Regions from separate parts of the Mus musculus genome. Here region 2 is linked to region 1. A link is a loop called in an ENCODE intact Hi-C map of the cell type or tissue named here. Cell type or tissue: left cerebral cortex. All regions are shown on one strand. Each heading gives the region's core, and the rest is flanking DNA. Links, peaks and the distances in the headings are about the cores only. Region 1 holds the start of Gm30944 (a long non-coding RNA gene). Region 2 has its middle 22 kb from the start of Gm31096.

Region 1 (9,208 bases), core at 835-8,834:
GAGAGAGAAAGAGAACAATCTGGAAAACTGTCTCGAGCAGAACATAGGGCATCAGCTTGTAGCCCATGATTTGACTTCAAGATTTTTTTTCTGCTGCTCTCAAAAACCCCTTCTCTCAGGAATGCACCCCTTCCCCCAACGCTGAGGCTGGTCCTTGGCCTGGGACCAGCTGCAGGGAGGCAAATCAACTTTACATGGGGTGATTCAAGGTTACATAATTTCAGGGAACAAGGGTATGTGTGGGGTAGAAACATCCAGGATGGGCAAAGTTCATTGGCTGGGGGCTTAGGGTACCAAAATGTCTCATTAGCATGGGGAAGCATTTCAGGAATCTCAGGTACTAGCTGAATGGGTTCTTATTGGGGGAAAGGAAGTTGGACCTGTAATCTTAATCAAAGGTAGGTGACATTCTGCAGGTAGAGGTATAGTGGGAGTTGAACTCCCCAGACAAGGTCAGAGAAGAAGAAGAAGTCATACCAATGAAGGGAGTTCTCCATATTGCACCTAATTCCAGAGCACTATCTGGACAATGGTAGACTTTGACCTTAACTAGCAGAGTTTTCCCACAGTGCAGTGGTATCAGCTGTTCTAGAAGTTAGTCAACAATCACAATGGTTGTCCTGGTGGATGCATGAAGCCACAAAAATAGAACAACGAAATGTAGCAAGGGGGATACATGTTACTAAAGATCAGTTGCTTGGTGAAAGGATGTCTTGTTAAAGCAGACCTGTAAAAGAATGTTTTTCTGAAGCAGACACAGGCTTTGCTATGTTTTCCTGTGGCAGACACATGAAAGGACATGTGATGAAGGAATATAGATATGACTCCATAGACAGTGTGAGACGAGCATTGAGCTTTGGTTTGGTTTACTCTGCCTTGCTGTTCTTGGTTAAGGACACACAGGTATTGGTTCACTTTACATAGCATTGTTGGGCTCTACTTGTGGTCATGCCACCATTGAGAGAAACTTACCAAAGAACTGCTCATGAGTTTCCTTCAGCTGTTTGCCTCTTCAGCGGCCTTAGGCCAGATGGTGAAGCCTTGCAGTTTCTTTAGGATTGAAGAACAGCTGCCTGTTTGTGTGTGTGGTGTTTGCTACAGGACTGAAATGCTGGCAAAGAGGATTTGAGCTGGCCCTCAAAGAGCTATTCCCAAACAGGTCCACTTCCCCCATAACCTGACTTTTCTACTATCTCTGGTGGGTGATGGGCTAAAGGAGAGGTTGAACCTTTATTAAAGTAGGTTATAAAACAGTATAGTCAACTTTACAGGATGTAGGAGACAACATTCTGGTTATATCTGTAAGGGATTATCTTGATTAGGTTAGTTAAGATGGAAGACTTGTCCTAAATGTGACCACTCATTGAAGTAGGAGGGTATTCAAGGCCAGCCTGGGTTACATGAGATCCTGTCTTAACCCTCCCCACAGCAGCCCCAAGCAAAAGCAAACAAGCAAGCTAACAAACAAATGAAAACAACAAGAATTAATTATAAGAGGGTCAGAGTGTAGCTCAGTGGTAAACATTTGCCTGGTGGACATATAGACCTGGCTTTAATTCTCGGCACTGCAAAATGGAACTAAAACCAGAGGAGGGATGGCAAAAACAGTACTCACATCACACAGCTTGTTAAGGATTAAATGAAAAACACAAAGTGCCTCGAGGAGAGTCTGGTACCATTGGAAAGGCCCACTGTGTGCTAGCTATTACAATAACCAGGAGTCCTATTCTACCCCAAAGAGGTATCTGCAGATCAGAAGAAGCCCTGTATCCACAGGGTGGGAAGAGATGCTCTAAACCTCTCACCCCAAGAAGTAGCACAAACTGAAAATAGAAATAGCTTAAGAAAGGGCTGTATCATGAGTGGGGCTCCATCATGAGTGGGTAACCTTTTCTCTACCATAAGCTCATGACACATAGAGGGAGGAAAATCCATTTCTGGCCCCACCTAAGTCACAGCAGCCATCATGGGCTGTGAAGAATTCAATTAGTCACTGGTTGCCATGCCAATGCAAGCATCACCCTTCCACCTACTCCACCATCAACACATTTGAATAAGTAACAATGATAATACCATGCACTAAAAAAATGCTATTTTTAAAAAAACTTAAATGTACTTCTGTCAAAAGTCTGGTTTTTCAGAAATAATTGCTGTAGGCCAGATAAAGATTTGCATAGGATTCCTAAAATGGGCTGAATATCATCACAGAAGAGAAATATCTGTGATTATAAAGACAGTCCTTGAGATTGGGGGACTTGGGATGGGAAGGCAAGCTTCTCCTAATATTCAGAGGTGATGGAGATGAAGTTGGGACAGATAGCTCTCACTTCAGCACCACCCTCCTCACACCCTGCCGCCTGACCCAGGTCCCCAGTCTTCACCATACCCTACCCAAGTGTTAATTGATATTTGTAATTTGATGCTTTGTGGCTACAGCTTTAACAAGTGTATTTTAGGGACCTCAGAATTAGTGTCTCAGAATCGATTCTGAGAAAACCATTACTGACATATAATAAGATTTATAATAGAAAAAGCAAAAATAAAACCAAAACAAAAAAATAGAAGTAGTCTAAAATATTCCAGCCATTGTGTACCCGCATGCTAGGATGTGGCTGTTAAAAATGAGGTTGTCAGAGAACAGCTGATGATGCAGGAAAATGGTATGTATTGTTAAGTGGAGCAAGCAGGTTACAGAGCTGGGAATTTGATGAAATCCAGGTTTGATGTATGCTATTTTATGCAAATATATGCATAGGAAAAACTAGTAGTGTGTTACTCTAAAATGATAATAATGGTTATTTCTGGATAGCAGGATCACAGGTGACTTTTGTTTTTCTTTTGTGCCTTCCTATATCTTCAAAAACCACTTAAGATAATTTTATATTTCTTCTATAACTATATAATATCCAGTCAGTGTTCTTCACACACTGAGGGCTGTTCTGAGTTTGTTGCAGGAGAGTAGGGGAATGCAGGGAGGACTGCACTTGGGCCTTCTGTGTCTAGTCCCCTGTCTTACTTCTTGGATCCCGGCAGTCATGTCTGAGGGGATCAAGTCATGCCTGAGATGACCTGGGCTCTCAAGGGATTAACTATCTCCCTGAGGAGGCATTTTTACATGTGTTATTCTGGCCAACCTAGTGCCACTATTAATAGTGGCTCATATCAGTGTGCACTTTTTGGTAACTGAGATGAACACAGATGCTGCCTAAGAGGCCTCTGGTATTCTAACAGGAGGTCACCACTGGGCTCCACATTAAATTTCAAGACCAAACACCTCCACTGTTATGTTCTGTCCTATGGATCCCATCCCATCTTCTAGCTCCTTGGAAAAACCAAGAAGAGCAGAGTGAAAATCTCTGCAAGTCCAGGCTTGATGGTTGTACTTAGAAGTGACCTAAGATATGACTATTTCTTCTATGCTATTTTTCAGAGTATAGGTCTTTACTTATGGGCCCCAAACTTTCTGGCATTAAAAAAAGCAGACTCCTGGGTTCTGTCCCAGGCAAAACATGATCAACATTTTTAGGTGTGGAAGATGGAAAGAAGTGCTTCCCCAAGAACTGGAGGTGGCAAAGGAAGATCGCCAAAGGATGAGTCTGGACTGAGCAGCATGCAGAGCTGTTTCCTCGGGATTGGCCGCTCCTCCTTTGGACGCTCAGGTCTAACAACTGAACTCCTCCCTTGGCTGAATGCTGGTTCTCTGTGAGACACATGCTTCCACTCATCTCCCCAACCTCCCACAGCAAGTTGTCATCTACCTAAGGAGACAGAAACTGTGGTATGTAGTGCAAGGTAAGATATGGAGTCGCCAGGGTAGCGTGAACCAGGTAGGCTTTGTCCGCACAGTTGCTTGAGGTAGTACCTCCTTCCCTCCTGCCACCATGGCCTACTTGTGTCAGAGACAATAGATGGCCAGCTGTCTACTGAACAAGGATGTAATTTTCTGTGCTTCTTTCAAACTAGGCTTAGTCCCGTGAATAAATTCTAGTCATGGGAATGGAGGCTATGATAACAATGATCATAATCAAAATGGAGTAACATTGATTCTGGGCACCTGAAATGGAGTTAGGGGTCATTACTAAGCACATCTCAATCTGTCTTCTGCTGAGCCTTTGAGCCAAACCATTCTCTGGGATAGACCAAACTACAGTTTGCTTAAACATCGTTTGCTACCCTCTGATACACTGGACCCTGGGTACACCTGGAAGCAGAGACTGCTGGATTCGATTCTCCTCTGATAAGATAGTCTAAGGCTTACAGCACCTACATTAATTCTTAGCTAACAATAGGCTCAACATCAGAATTTCAGCTTGTTTCCAGGATTCTGTGAGTCTGTGCTCTCCCCCGATCGCAATCCTAATTAACTCCAAATAAATGTAATTTGTTCTTGACTGGGTTGATTTCATTCCTGCTCAGCGCCTCTGTCCTGCCTCTGCAGTGTGGCTGTGGTATGAGCCGTGTGAGCAAAGTCCACACCAGAAGAGTCACAGAGTAAAGCTTGGAAAGAGCGCTGGTGCTAAGTGCCCTCGCAGAAAGAGCACGAGGCTTGGCAGGAGAGAAAGAACCGTTGGTTACGCTTGAGTTGGTGGTTTCCTGGGTGCCTCCTTGTTGCCGTAAGTCACGTGATATCTGGACAATCATTGAACAGATTGAAACAAAACCTGCAATTTACAAGCAGAAACCTGGCAGTTAGCTGCAAGGAAACTGACTCATCATGGTGATGATTAGGGGCGGGGCCAGCCCAACAGAAGGTGTGGTGGAGTAAGCGAAGCTGCTGGTAGAAAGAAGTATGAAGTTAGTGTGAAATGAGAAAGGAGATGGAAAGACACCACAGAGAGTGGCCGCCACCATTCTCAGAGCCGATCTGGTACTTATGAGACCACGTACCTATCTCCCCCTTGAATGGCATAAACTACCTTTCATTCTTTTACTTCAGCTACTGTGAGCTGTGAGGAGTTGAAGTTAACATAAATACCCTTTATCATTATACGACTATATTACATATTTAATTCCTATTGTTATGCTACAGTAAATAATATTTTAACCTTCTAGACCTCAGGTCCCTCTTTCCTTCACATTTTAATATTTCTGAAAAATGGGATTTACTTTTAAATCTCGCAAGTTACCTCTTGTTAATGTTGAACATGGCTAACATCTTACTTCTTTTCTTCTTAAGTTTTTTATCCATCCCGGGAAGAACTTCTTCCTCGGGTCTTGAAGCCCCAGAGTAAAGGTTTTGTTACCATGCCCACAGCAGTGCCAGACACATATGCAGTGAATGCTCATGACATACTCATGGAAAGAACCTACAGTTAAAATCATGGCCTTGTCATACAGAGCTAGACAGTGGAGAACCCTGACTGAGCTGTATCCATCTGGGAACTTAGCTTCCAGATGCAGGGCCAGACAGCTCCAGCCTCAGCACTCTCTCTTCTTCCTCCATTTAAAACAATCACCCCAACACTTAAATCATAGCTCAATCTCCTACCTTGAGACAGCCTTCTTAAAGAGTCGCCTTATACACAAGATCTCCACTACCCTACTCCCCACCTCCAACCCCCGCCCTATACCAAATCACTCACCTGCATTCCATACTATCATGATCCTCAGTTTCTTGTGGGGTAACCTCAGAACTTAGAAGTCTTGCAGGACACAAAAGCAGGACTGTTCCTCCTCTTCATCAACCCTTCCTACCTGATCTAGACAAGGTGGTGACATGATGCTGGCCTTGAGTGGCTCCTCTCTTCCCATATGTGTCTCCAGACTTGAAGACAGCAGAAAGGGTCAATGCATAAACTCTTTGGATCTCGGAACAATTGTCCCATGTCCCAGTTATCATAGAGGGCAGTTGCCACTGAGGCAATGCAGACCGGCCAGCTGTGCTGACCTCTGCAGAGTCTCCTCTGTATGTTCAGTTGTGGGGGATGCTGGGCACACAGAAGCACTGAGTGAAGGATGCATCAGGATGAACAGGCACCAGCATCAAAGCTTCCTCCCTCGGGGAATAAGGCTCCTCCTTGGATTTGTTGCTTACTCCCTTAGCCTGGTTGCAGCTAACATAGATGCTGCTGCAGATGCTGAGTCAGCCCAGGTATGGTGGGGAGTTTGGGCTTGCAAGCAGCTTCCTCCCAGGGAGCTCCCAATTCTGAAGAACAGAGACACATTTGAGCTCAACTCTTGTCTACAGCTGGAGGGCTCAGACCTGGACTGTGGAATCTGAGGTCCCAGCTCCTCTTGACTTGGGGGATAACCTGGGGAGAACTGGGGTACGGAATTGTTTTCCTGCCACAGATAGAACAAAGGGAAGCCCAGGCAGGGCAGGGTTTGATCTCATCTTCCAGAAAGATCCATGCTTCTACCTAGTGTGCATTTGGCTGCCAGGCTGATATTGGCCCAGAGAAGCTATCCCTGACCCTGGACCTGAGAAGGGTAGGGCAGGAAAGCAAGTAGACAGAACAGCTACAACAATAGGTCTGCAGCAGAAGCTCTGCTGCCTCTGGTTACCTTAGGGCAGTGCAGAGAAGTGAGCTTAGTCACCAGGAGGCCAAAAGCTACCCTCAGGCAGGAATTCTAGGGAGGGACAAGGAGGCAGGGATGTGGGTTTAGGAACACTGTGTCAGGCAGAAGACACAAGACCTTGAGAATTGGAAGGGATTGTCTGATGTGAGGATTTGGGAGCCAGCTAGTATCCCCTGAATGATCTCATCTAGAGCCCTGGCCAGTCCTGTTTTGGGGTGCTGTGCACCTGCAGGGTGTGAGGACTCTCCAGCTGCCCTCAGAGCTGCCCAGCAGGTTTACAGAATAACAACGGGCCAACGTGGAGAATGCTTGCATATTATTTGCATACAATTTGCACATGAATAGCCTACACTATCTGTTCCCAGGAAATTTCAAGTTAAATATTAATTGTTACTGCCCTCAGGAGTTTTTATTTTTTGATTTTGCTTTCTCTGTTTCTTCTCACCCACTTGCTGTCAGTGACTCAGATCCCTGTATGGAAGGGGAGGAGGAGGAGGACGCCCCCGCCAGGCTGGAGAAGGGCAGCTGAGGACCAGAAACTGGGGACTTAGGGAGTGGGTGGCTGGTGTAACTCTGCCAACTGAGAGGCTGGGTATACAGGGAAGACACACGGAGGTGCCATTGGCAGGTGCTGAGGAGTCTGCTACACAGAAAGACAGGTAAAGAAACCAGCCATCCAGGATAGCCTGAGGCACTTCCAGTCAGCACCCAATGGATGCCATGGTTAAGTGATTGCTCTGCTCCTCAGCCTGGCACCCTGCCTGTCCCGCTGGCTTCTCAGGTTCCCATGCTCCCATCATTGTCACCAGAAGCCAGAACCAGGAGGTTCATGAAGGCAGGACAAGTGTTTAAGAATGGCTAGGGAGTGCAGAACAGTGGTTAGCTCCCAGGTTCAGGGGCCGTGAGGTGCCTGAATTGTGATTCTGGTTCAGTAGTCTAATGACTGAGCAACTCTGGGTGAGGGACCATTGTGGGTAGGGTACAGTCTGAGTGTGTCCCTTAAAGTTTCATATGCTAGAACCTTGGTCCCCATTGTAGTGGTATTGAAGGCAAGGGACCACTAAGGGGCAGGCCTATAGAGGGATAATGAGCTCATTCCAGTGTGGTCTAGGTCTCTGCATACAGGGATTAGTGACTCTGAGAACAAATTCTGCAGAGCATGCCATCTGCCTTCCTTTCACATACATTTTCTCACTATGTGATGCTATCTGCTATGCTGTGACATGGTCCTCACTAGAGGTGAACAGTTGAAGTCCTCACCTTGGCCTTTTCAGTCTCCAACCTGTGAGCTAAATTAACCTCCTTTCTTTATAAAGTACTCAGCACCAGGCATTTTGTTATAGCATCATGAAAAGGCTCGAGGCCATGCCTGGGTGCTCATCCATGAGCCTCGGTTTTCTTTTCTGTAAAATGGAGCTGTAAGCAGTGTCTGCCTTGTGTCAGGACTGGGGGCTGAAATCGGTGGCTGTATGTTAAGCCCTGAACAGCTGAGCTGTTAACATTCACATTCCAGGTCCAGGCTTCGTGGTCCTAGCCTTGTCTAGCATGAGCGCCTCTCATCAGCATTTGATTATCAGGCTTGGGCTTGAACATTTCCCTGAGGTGGAAGCTCAGTAGCTCTCTCCTGAGGGTGGACACACACACACACACACACACACACACACACACAAGGCAACAGCACAAGAGGACCTTTGAGATGGAGTGCAGAGCTTTTCTGGGAAACACCTTCTGCTCTTGACCCACCTTCTTTAGAGAGGCAGACTTCCTGGGGATCCTTCTCTTCTGCTATAGCTGAGGGTTCACTATGTCACCTCTTTGAGATACCTGTTTCTGTATCTGCATGGTAAACATGATTTATCATATTCATACCACATACCACCATGCTTATTTGCAAATAGCAGTGACATAGTACCTTAGTCAGCTCTCTACGACCATAACAAAATACCTGAGATAATTAACATGTAAATGGGCAAGGCTTGATGGACTCACAGTGTTAGAGACTTAAGGCTTTGGATGGTGGCTCCTGTTGCTTCTGGCCTGTGGGGACACAGCCCATCAAGGTAAGGAATGTGCGGTGGACAAGCAGTGCATTCATAGACTAGAGTTCAGGAAGGGAAGAAGAGACCAGGTTCCGTGATCCTTTTTGTTTATTTATTTATTTTAGATTAATTTTTTAAATTTTATGTGTCCGAGTGTTTACCTGCATGTATGCATGTGTACCCTATGCATGCTTGATAGCAGACGTGGCTGTACCCTGGAGTTATGGGTGATTGTTAGCAGCCATCTGGGAAATGAATCCAGACCCTCTTCATGAACAAGTGCTCTTAACCACCGGGCTGTCCCTCCACCTGCCACAAGCCATTTCAAGGAATGCCTTTCAAGGGGTGTTCCAGTAACCTAAGGACCTCCCACCAAGACCCAACTTATTTTCTTCCATAGAGATTTAAATTATTTTTAAAATTTCTACTCATGTTTGTTGGTCAGGACGCACACACATGTGCAGCTGCCTGAAGAGGTCAGCACATTGGATCCCTTGGAGTTGGTTGTTTCAGGCTACTGTAAATCCTTGGACTTGGGTGGGTGTTGGGACCCCAGCTCAGAGAGCTCAGAAGAGCTGGTACTCTTATCAGATGAGCCATCTCTTCAGGTCCAGGCCCTACCTCTTAAAGGTTTCTCCTCCCTCCCAATA
Region 2 (9,208 bases), core at 344-8,343, 120 kb after region 1:
AGAACATGGGAGCTATGCCATGTACATACATGTGCTTCTGTGATCGCCAGGTGTTATGGTGGGCAAGCTTTGTGAACAACATGTTATTTTGACTCAGGATGAGCTAGCCAGGGGGGACGGACTGCAGGTAATATAACAGAGGTACATGGCCCCGCCGTCCTCACCTCTGCCTCTGTATCTTTCTATGGATTCAGGAACACAAGACCACCAAACTGTCAGAAGAAATGGGGGGGGGGGGAGATTAAGGTTGAAAATCCTATTACAGATTTAAAAACATAGGTATAACTACATAGACAATATTCATCTCCTCTCTTGCCTAAATATCATGTGTAAGAATACAAAGTAGCTTCTCACGAAACTTATCAAACAGAAAATACTATGATAAGGACATAATTTTGTTTTAAAGTTTGCATCATAGCTGGGCCTAGTGTCATATGCCTATGATCTCAGCTTCTTGGAAGGCTGAGATGGGAGAATCACAAATTCAAAAGCCGTTTGAACAACTGGATAAGAACTTGTTTCAAAAATTAAATGTTAAAAGGTCTGGGAATGGGTATGGCGAGATGGCATCGTGGGTTAAGGTCCTGGCTGCCAAGCCTGATGACCTAAGTTCAATTCCTTAGAACCACATGGAAGAAGTAAGAACTAATTCTTTCAAGATATCTTCGGCCCTTTACACTTGTACCATGGACTGAGTGTGTGTGTGTGTGCGTGTGTGTGTTTGTGTGTGTGTGTATGCACATACACAGACACACATAAAGTGAATAAATGAATGAATAAATAAATGTAATTATCAAAAGAGGACTGGAGATGCAGTTCAGTGGAAAAGTGCTTATGTAGCGTGCATGGGACCCTAGGTTTGATTCTTAGCAACAAATGCATGTACACACACACACACACACACACACACACACACACACAGAGCTCACACATTCTCTGGGCTTTCACATGTCATACCACATATACGGGAGGCTGCATGTAGTATTAATTAATTTTTGTTAAATACCCCCAAGGGAGCCAACTATACATACAAGCTGCTAAATTGGTGAATTATGTTTGTATGTAGTTCTACTCGGCATGTGTAAACAAACAAACGGATCTAATTTAAAGTTGATGTCCCCAACTGGTAATAGATGTCACCGCATAGTATCCATGGAGGCAGAATGATTTTTTAAACAGTTTTCTGAAATGTTCTGTCCTTCCTCATGGGTAATTTGTCTGTCACTTTCTGACGTTCTTTTGCCCTACTGGCTCCTTGAGCTGCTTCAAAGCCCAAATTTCCCTGCAGGCAAAGGCATAGAACAATAGTTCTGCACGGCAACAGCTGCTTTGTTATGCTTGAGGTAGGAATTGTGTTGATGGGCAATGTAAACTAAACAACTCTCCCGCTGCATTTGAAGAGATCTTGACAGCTCGAGTCTCACAGGTCTCTGTTTTGTTCCTTGAAGAATCCACACTGTGAAGAACTCGTGGTGCAAACATATTGGGTCCCTGGGAAAGTGTCCCTGTCTGGGGACTCACGTGATGGGGATGTATTGCAGCCTAGTTCTGAAGGCTGGAACGCCAGGATCTCGGGGTCAGCAGGGCTGGACTCCTCCAGGGCCTCTCTCTTTGGCTAGTGGGGTGTTCTAGTTGCTTCTCTTGTCTCTTCTCATGGCCATCCCTTGGTGTGTGTCCCTGTGTCCCACTCTCCTCTTATGGCCACAGTGGTCACTTGGGGCTGTGGCTTACCTAGATGACCTTGGTTTACTTGGTTACTTCTTAAAAAAAAAAAAAAAACTTCAAATATAGTCACATTCAAAGTTCTGGGAATTAGGACCTAATATAGGATTTTGTATTTGGATCTGAAATGTCCCCCAAAGGACCTTTTACTTGATATTATTTAACAATGGTGAAAATCCATTAGTTGATATAATGATCTCTCTCTCTCTCTCTCTCTCTCTCTCTCTCTCTCCATGGCTAGGAGACAAGCACCTTACTTTACCAAAGTCTTCCTCATTATATGCTAATTTCACTAAGCCTAAAAACCAACTGACCATAGCCAGAAAGTTTCAAGATTGTAAACCTGAGTAAATCTCTCCCTCTCCCTCCCTCTTCTCTCTCTCTCTCTCTCTCTGTGTGTGTGTGTATGTGTGTGTGTGTGTGAGAGAGAGAGAGAGAGAGAGAGAATGAATATGTGTGTGTTATATTGGAATCCTGTACTTTGAGCATGTCAAGCACATGCCCTACCTAATCATTATATTCCTAATTCCCTTTTTGCTTTATAATTTTATTTGTCACAGGTATTTGTTACAGTACCAAAAAAAGCTAACATACACATTGAGGGACATAATCCAGTCCATAACAGTGGGGCTGGCCCTTGGCATAGGGTATCTGTCCAGTTGATGAAAACCTCCTTTGTAGTTTCCAAACTATGAACTTTATCCCGAAGCTTATATTTTTCATCTTCATTTACTTTCCAAAGCCAGTTTTCAGTTTTCCCCATGGCTGTCTCTGGTGGGATGGGAGAGAACGACCCTGACCTAAAGACCATAAAGAGGTCATATCTGGCCTCCATTCATGCTAGTGATGAAGGAGCTAGAAAATGTTTCACTGAATCAATGGTAAATAACTCCAACCTGAACCAGACTAGCACGCCTGTGTGATGGCTCCCAGGTTCCTAGAACAGGATGGCAACCTGAATTGTCACACAGCTATGTCAAATAGAACACTGTGTGGTGGTGAGAATGTTCATATCTGTCCCACACAGTGGCTACTCACCCTGTATCACTAGAGTATCCATGGGGCTGGATTTCTGATTTTAAGCCATTGCCAAATCAATGGCTATACATGGATAGATGTTATCGTCTTGGACGACATAGTCCAAGGGCAAGGATAAATAGGCACAGCCCTGGTACTTGCCGATTCTGTAGAACTGGGGCACCAGAGCACCACCCCTCCTACGACAGCCACTCTACATCCTCTATTAGCTTGAAGTGGCCTTTGGAGAAAGAAGCTATCACAAACGTTGGCTCAAGTATTCAGTCCCTGCCACTAGCTTCAAGTTGGGGTGCCCATAAAGAGATGGCTTGGTTTATTGCCTTGGATACAAAAGTCTCCAAGAGACCAGATGAGCATAGCTAGGAATGTTCTTAGCCACAGTGGAAAAGTTCCTGACTATGAAAGGTGTGCCTGTGGAAATATTAACCTGGAATATTGGTTGATAGCAATTTTGAGCCCACCATGGACCCCTTTTCAGGAGCTTTGCTGAGAGTGCAAGCTAGAGAACTCGGGGCTTGGGTTAAAATAGATGCAGTCTACGTTCCTTATTCCTTACTCATTGTTTTTAGCATTGCTTCGTAAAGCCCCATACTATGAGCAGTTAAGTTCTGTGGAGAATCAAGTCGCTCTTGCTCACAGTGGTTATCATGCCCCAGGCTCTGGGAAGCTCAGGTAGGCCAACCATTTTTATTTGTTACTTCACAGAGGTAAGCAGGGTAGGAGTTACCCAAGACAATGAAGGTAGCCATTACCTTTCGTCAGGCTAAGTATATAATTTCCCCAGTGATCCTCTGAGTAATAACAAAAACTTATGTGAGGTACATGTAGTGTTATATTCCCTGGGGCTTAATATGGCTCTCAGTAAAATTGATTTTCTGAAATCTTGCAATATACCTCATCAAACTAAATGAAACCTGCACTGCTTTTATAAGAAGTGATTGGATTTCGTGTGATAAATTAACCCTCACCGTCAGAGAGGTGCTGGGGAATAGGATGGTTCATTTCAGCCCCCATAGAGACCGTCCAGGATTTTAATTTTTTTCTACAGGACTTCATTCAATTCCCTCTGGGATTGGAAGGAGGTCTCACCCAACCCAGAATCTCCTAGGATTTAGCCAGCACGGCTGAAAAGAATTTCTGTCTTTATACTAAGGGGTATTGCTGACTTCTGAGGTCAGAGGTGAGAGGTGATGCCACACAGGGAATTTTGGAGAGTTCTTAGGGAAATAGGTCTCGTGAAATGGCAGAAGAGGGCTTTATCCGAGAGCAAGATCACATCTCTCCCCTCTGCAACACAGCCAGCTTTGTTGGGAGGTGTGTGGTACCGCCTTGCCTGCTCTTTAAGCTTTATATATTGTTTGTATATTCATAACACTTCTTGGGTGGCTGAAATCAGCTTTGCAACTCGGAGAGAAAACGCCTGGCTATCTGAAACAGAACATTCTCTCTGTAAATAAGCACGGGAATCGTGCCTTAAGCGACCCAAGGGGGACATCTTCTTTTGGAAGGGAAAAGTAAGTATGATTGGGCTTTGATTCAATCCATCCCTAGGAGACGGTTCCTAGGGTTCCTTTTGCAGCCTGAGAGAAATCACTCCAAGCAAATCCAAGGGAATGACAGGGTCTTCTTCTGTCGGGGTGGTCAGAATCTATTAGGCACAAGAACACAGCTTTCTATGACGATACTGAAATCCAAGGGCTATTGTGCATCATGGGCCCGGGCAATGCATAGCAGCCCTGCTTACTTGGCTGTCCCTTCATGCAGACAGCATGCTGCTCAAAATCTGACTCCCTTCAGTATGGTGGGCTTGATAAGAGCAGGCAGACCTTCTGAGTGTAGAAATAGATGAGGCTCAGTCTGGACAAAGGCCATTGCTTCTGTCCCTGATCTAGCTCGGAGCATGTTGATTCTGGGTCCATATGCACTCATACCATAAGTATATTATGAAGGTCAGAGGTCAACTTTATAGAGTTGGCTCTATCCTTCCAACTTTATGTGGGTTCTGGGGCTCAAACTCTGATCATCAGACCCTGCGAGTGGCTTTACTCACTGAGCTATCTTGCAGCCTCTTTATTTTCTTTATTAAAGTAACAATCAAAACATGGTGACATGCAGTTGTCCTGGTCTGCCTCCCTTCTTATTTGCCTGCATTCTTAGTGCACGACCTGGGTGCTAAACATATGAAGTGCTCAGGGAAACCTGGTTGAAAGAAAAAGAAGATAGAGTTCACTGAGGCCAGCCAAGAGGCAAATGGCTGCCTTTAGCAGTTATGTGGAAGCTAGGGCAGATTCCTATCTGGGTCACAGGGCCAGGTCACCATGTTCCTTCTGTATGGAATCTCTTCCATGTACTGCTGAGGCATGACCATTTTCTATTTGGTTTTGTATTACCCTGTCTAGACCTGGAACGTGAACCTCGGTCCCTGAGCCCTGGCAGGTTTGGTGCAGATCCTAGATTCCCTTGAGATCCAGTTCTCATTTCATCTTAAACAGAGAAAACGGGGGCAGGAGCTTGGACTGTGAAATTCTTGCTTCTTAAGAATGAGGACATGCTGACACCCCTCCTCCACCTCTGAAGGCAGTATAGAAGCATACATTTTTAGTTTCAGCTTGGGGAAGACAGAGATGGATAGATCCCTAAGTTTGCTGGCCAAAGAGTCTACCCTATATATTGAGGTCCCAGCCAGTGAGAGACCCTGGCTCAAAAAAAAAAAATAAAGATAGATAAGACCTGAAGAAGGATTCTTGAGGTCAAACTTTACCCCTCCTCCCAGTGCATACATGTGCACTGTACCTGTACACACACACGCACGTGCATGAAACCCCCCAACACTATAAAATAAAGAAGATAAATCTAGGGAACTGTTGTGACCTAGCGGTTGCAATCTCTTATTGTTTTCCTTTGACCTCAGGATGCTGAAGAATACAGGCATGTGTGTGCATGTGTGCACATGTGTGCACATGTGTGAGAAGGTGGGGGAGTAAACTGGAACACAGTTCCTTTCTTTGTGGTTGCAAAGAGCACCTTCTAAGAGAGCTCTGACCCTTCCATAACATGCTAAATGTTCATTTTTATTTAGTTTCTACTTTCTTCGTATTGCAGCAAGAATCCTGGTTTCCAACTTTCACTTCTATAAATAAGGGCATTTAAGAGAATTGCAGGGTATTTATATCCTCTCTAGCTTCTGTTCTATCTCACAAGAGCACATTATTCCAGGAGATGCCTGTGCTCCCATGTTGCTCCAGAACGTGAAAAAAAGAGGTTTCCTAGCATTGAGGACGACCTAGAGTTGGATGCCCACTGCTGAGACATCACTTGGCCCAGATGTGTCCAGATGGGCTGTGTTGTTGGTCTTTATTGCCTTGATGAGCTGATTTTAGAGACACGCTCAGTGGGCTGTCACCGTGGCTGTGAGACTCTGACAAAGGTCCTCAAGAACCTGTTTCCCAGATCTGCTGTTGCATCTGTAGAATTAACTCCCCCTTTTACTGGCCCCGACCCTGGCTTTGGATGTGTTCTTTTCTGGTTAAACACAATGAAGGAAGACCATCACTCGGAAAGCAGCCCTTCCTGCAAGTTCATCTGAGCTACTGTTTTTGAAGGAAGGATAGGGTCTGTATGTCTCCTGTTGGAGCAGGTCATGTGTCTGAAGGAAGAGCAGCTGAGAGCAGGAACCACTGTCCTTGGTCCTGAATTCAAACGTCCTGTCGGATGGAATGCTGAGACTCCAACTCCGGGGGAACTCCCAGGAAAGGCATGTCCACCCCGAAGGAAGGGCAGAGACGGCAGACAATGAGGGAGGTCCAAAGAGGTATCAGTGGAGAAAACATTTTTTAAGACAATATAAAGGTTTTGATTTGACAGACCTCATAGTTTCTCTTTCTAAAGAGCGAAGTTTAAAATGAAAAAATACAGTTTCAGCTTTGCTGTTGAAGAAATACAGCTGTGACTTAAGCTGTACAGTGTGGCGTATGTTATATAATATTTGCTAAGTTTGTGTATATTTGTCACAAATCTAGGTACAAATAGATTTTCTGGGGTGTGTGTGAGGGTGTCACAGGTAAGTGTGCCCCACCCCATCCATTGGGCTCTATTAACCCAAGTCAGCAATGGTTGAAGACTCCCCTTGTGTTGGTTGGTGTGACTTGCTGCAAACACAATGTTTACCAATCAGTGCCAATTCTTAGCCATATTAAGAGCTTCAGCCATGCTATATATGTCCTCTGAGATATGAACTCTCTGTTCCCTTCTGTTCCAGTAAAGCCTCCACGTAAGTTTCTGAAAGTATCTTTCATTTCACCATAATCTCTTAGTCTTGGAAAGGGCTCCTCATGAAAGACAGAAGACAAGAATAGCACCCAGAAGTCTCATGCCACACTGACAGCCTGAGGGATTTCTGAGAACAGTGGTTTTTTTGTTTGTTTGTTTGTTTGTTTGTTTTTGTTTTGTTGTTGTTTTTTCAGATGGAAACCCAAACTGAAGGCATTTTCAGGTCCCTGGCAGCTATCTACACCTTGATGTTTCTATGCAAGGAGATGCAGGGAGCCCTGTTTACAACTAGTGTGGAATGTAAAGGCAAACCATTTTACTGCTATGCCTATTTCTGGTTAATTGTGAAAATTATTCCTTTTAGCCACAAGTAAAACCTTTGAGATTTTTCTTCTTACTTCTCTGTATGTCTGGGGAGGCAGGCATCAGTAAACAGTCATGCCCCATTTTGTTTCTAGTAAATGAATTATCATCATAATAATTACCAGTCAAAACATCTGGTTTGGGCACAGATTGATCCAGAAACTTCTCAGTGTAAAATGTGAGCTTTCTTTTTATTTCTAACCTGGCTTGGCTTTGCAGCTCCTTGGACTCACTGCCATACTCTTTGAGCACATACCCTTGGAAGTTGGTATTGTATCTGTTTCAAATTTGGATGATCTATCTTAAGAGACAACTATTGTTGTACACAGTACCATTTTTGTGTGTCTTTACTGCTTTGTAAAGCAGTAAATACAGATACAGATACAATACCAACTTCCAAGGGTATGTGCTCAAAGAGTATGGCAGTGAGTCCAAGGAGCTGCAAAGCCAAGCCAGGTTAGAAATTAAAAAGAAAGCTCACATTTGTTTCTAGCAAAACCATATTTACAAACCTGGAGTTTGGTTGCTCATATCTGTCTCTTGCTTCTCTCCATAAAGCCTCCTAGGAGAGCCACCCGGGCCACTTTGGCATTTATTAGGATGCTTCTGTGAGAGATTCCTGTCTAGGATGTGATAGGGTGAGTGTATGGTGGGGCTTGATAGGACAGTTTTCCAGAAGTTTGAGCCTTGAGCCACCTTTATGTCAGAGAGTGCGTGAACATGCACCCCCTCACACACACCCTTAACAAAACAGACAAAGGAACCATTCCCCAGCCTATTGTACTTGACTCGGTTGCACCAGACTTCGTAGGAAATCTTCCCAAAGCACACCGAGACTCGTGAGCAACTCAAAATATATGGATATTTGGCAAAGCCAATAACCTTAGCTCTAGAACTTTTGTCCTGATCCATGGGTCTGACTTAAAATCCTGGAATTTGCTTAGCATAACTTACGCTTACGCTGATGCAGGTGTTCCCGGCATCGTACACTGAGAGCTGGTTAAGCGAGAAGCTGTGCTGAAGCCCAACGAGTCAGCCAGAGAAAGGAGGTTAGCATGACCCGCTTGCTGACACACACAGAGTTTATGGGTCACAGAGCAGGAGATTTGGCCATATCATTAGGAAATGCTCAACCTTCACCGTGGCAGTTTGTCAGATAAATCTGGGAAGTAAACAACTGGGGAGGGCGGGTGGTTTTCATTCTAGATTTCGTTGGAGCCCCAGGCCTCCTGGAGGAGCCCAGGAGAGCAGTTCAAGGCCTGCCTGCCCACTTCAAAGAGGCTCAGCTTCCATCTCTTGCCTACTCAAACATCACAAAAGGGTTGCTTTTTGAAACCTGGATCTGATGCTTAAAATGGAGACAAAACAAAGACAAACATTAGACTGGATGTTCTATAAGGATGCTCTCGGCACTGAGATTTCAAGATCACTTTTTTTTTTTTTTTTTTAGTGGCTTGCTGAGGAAAACACATTTTCCTCTCTTTAAAACAGACTTGTGTAAGACTACATCAACTCTTTTGTGTGTCAGAGCTGTCTTACAAAATGCTAATTTAACATTTGCAGTTTAAAAATAAGTCAAGGAGAGAAGTTCCCTTTGGCCCATAAGGAGCATATATAAACTTTAGAATGCTTCTATCAAACAGAAGTTTGGGTTTTCCCAGGCTGGGAGGTTTTAGGAATAGATAGCAGCAATAGACGGATCCCTAACACTCTTAGGATCTTGCCCTGAGAAAAGCAGTAGGGGCGGATAAGGCGGGGCTGTGAGCAAGCCGACAAGGATGGTGTCGGAGTTTGGAATCTATATGGCCTTATATCT

What was found. Hi-C counts contacts between places; a loop is a spot of excess contacts. Peaks named below come from ENCODE experiments on the same cell type or tissue, not always from the same donor. Only the 100,000 strongest peaks of a DNase experiment are listed, where the experiment ranks them.
Region 2: it touches region 1 in a loop (5-fold over the local background); 3 of 42 quality-filtered maps call a loop at or near these places.

What each region holds. Positions count from the first base shown.
Region 1 is chr3:85,018,386-85,027,593 of GRCm38, forward strand. It overlaps Gm30944 (a long non-coding RNA gene), which reads left to right and starts at 4,531. Exons shown (of 2, transcript XR_375760.2): 1 at 4,531-4,613. In left cerebral cortex, for the core only: no CTCF peak of the experiment used is centred there; DNase peaks (open chromatin) are centred at 1,956, 2,624, 3,054, 3,640 and 4 more places; H3K27ac peaks cover 6,973 bases.
Region 2 is chr3:85,139,324-85,148,531 of GRCm38, forward strand. No RefSeq gene overlaps it. Among named protein-coding and RNA genes, the nearest start is that of Gm31096, 22 kb to the left of the region's middle. In left cerebral cortex, for the core only: no CTCF peak of the experiment used is centred there; DNase peaks (open chromatin) are centred at 4,320, 5,297 and 5,967; H3K27ac peaks cover 4,747 bases.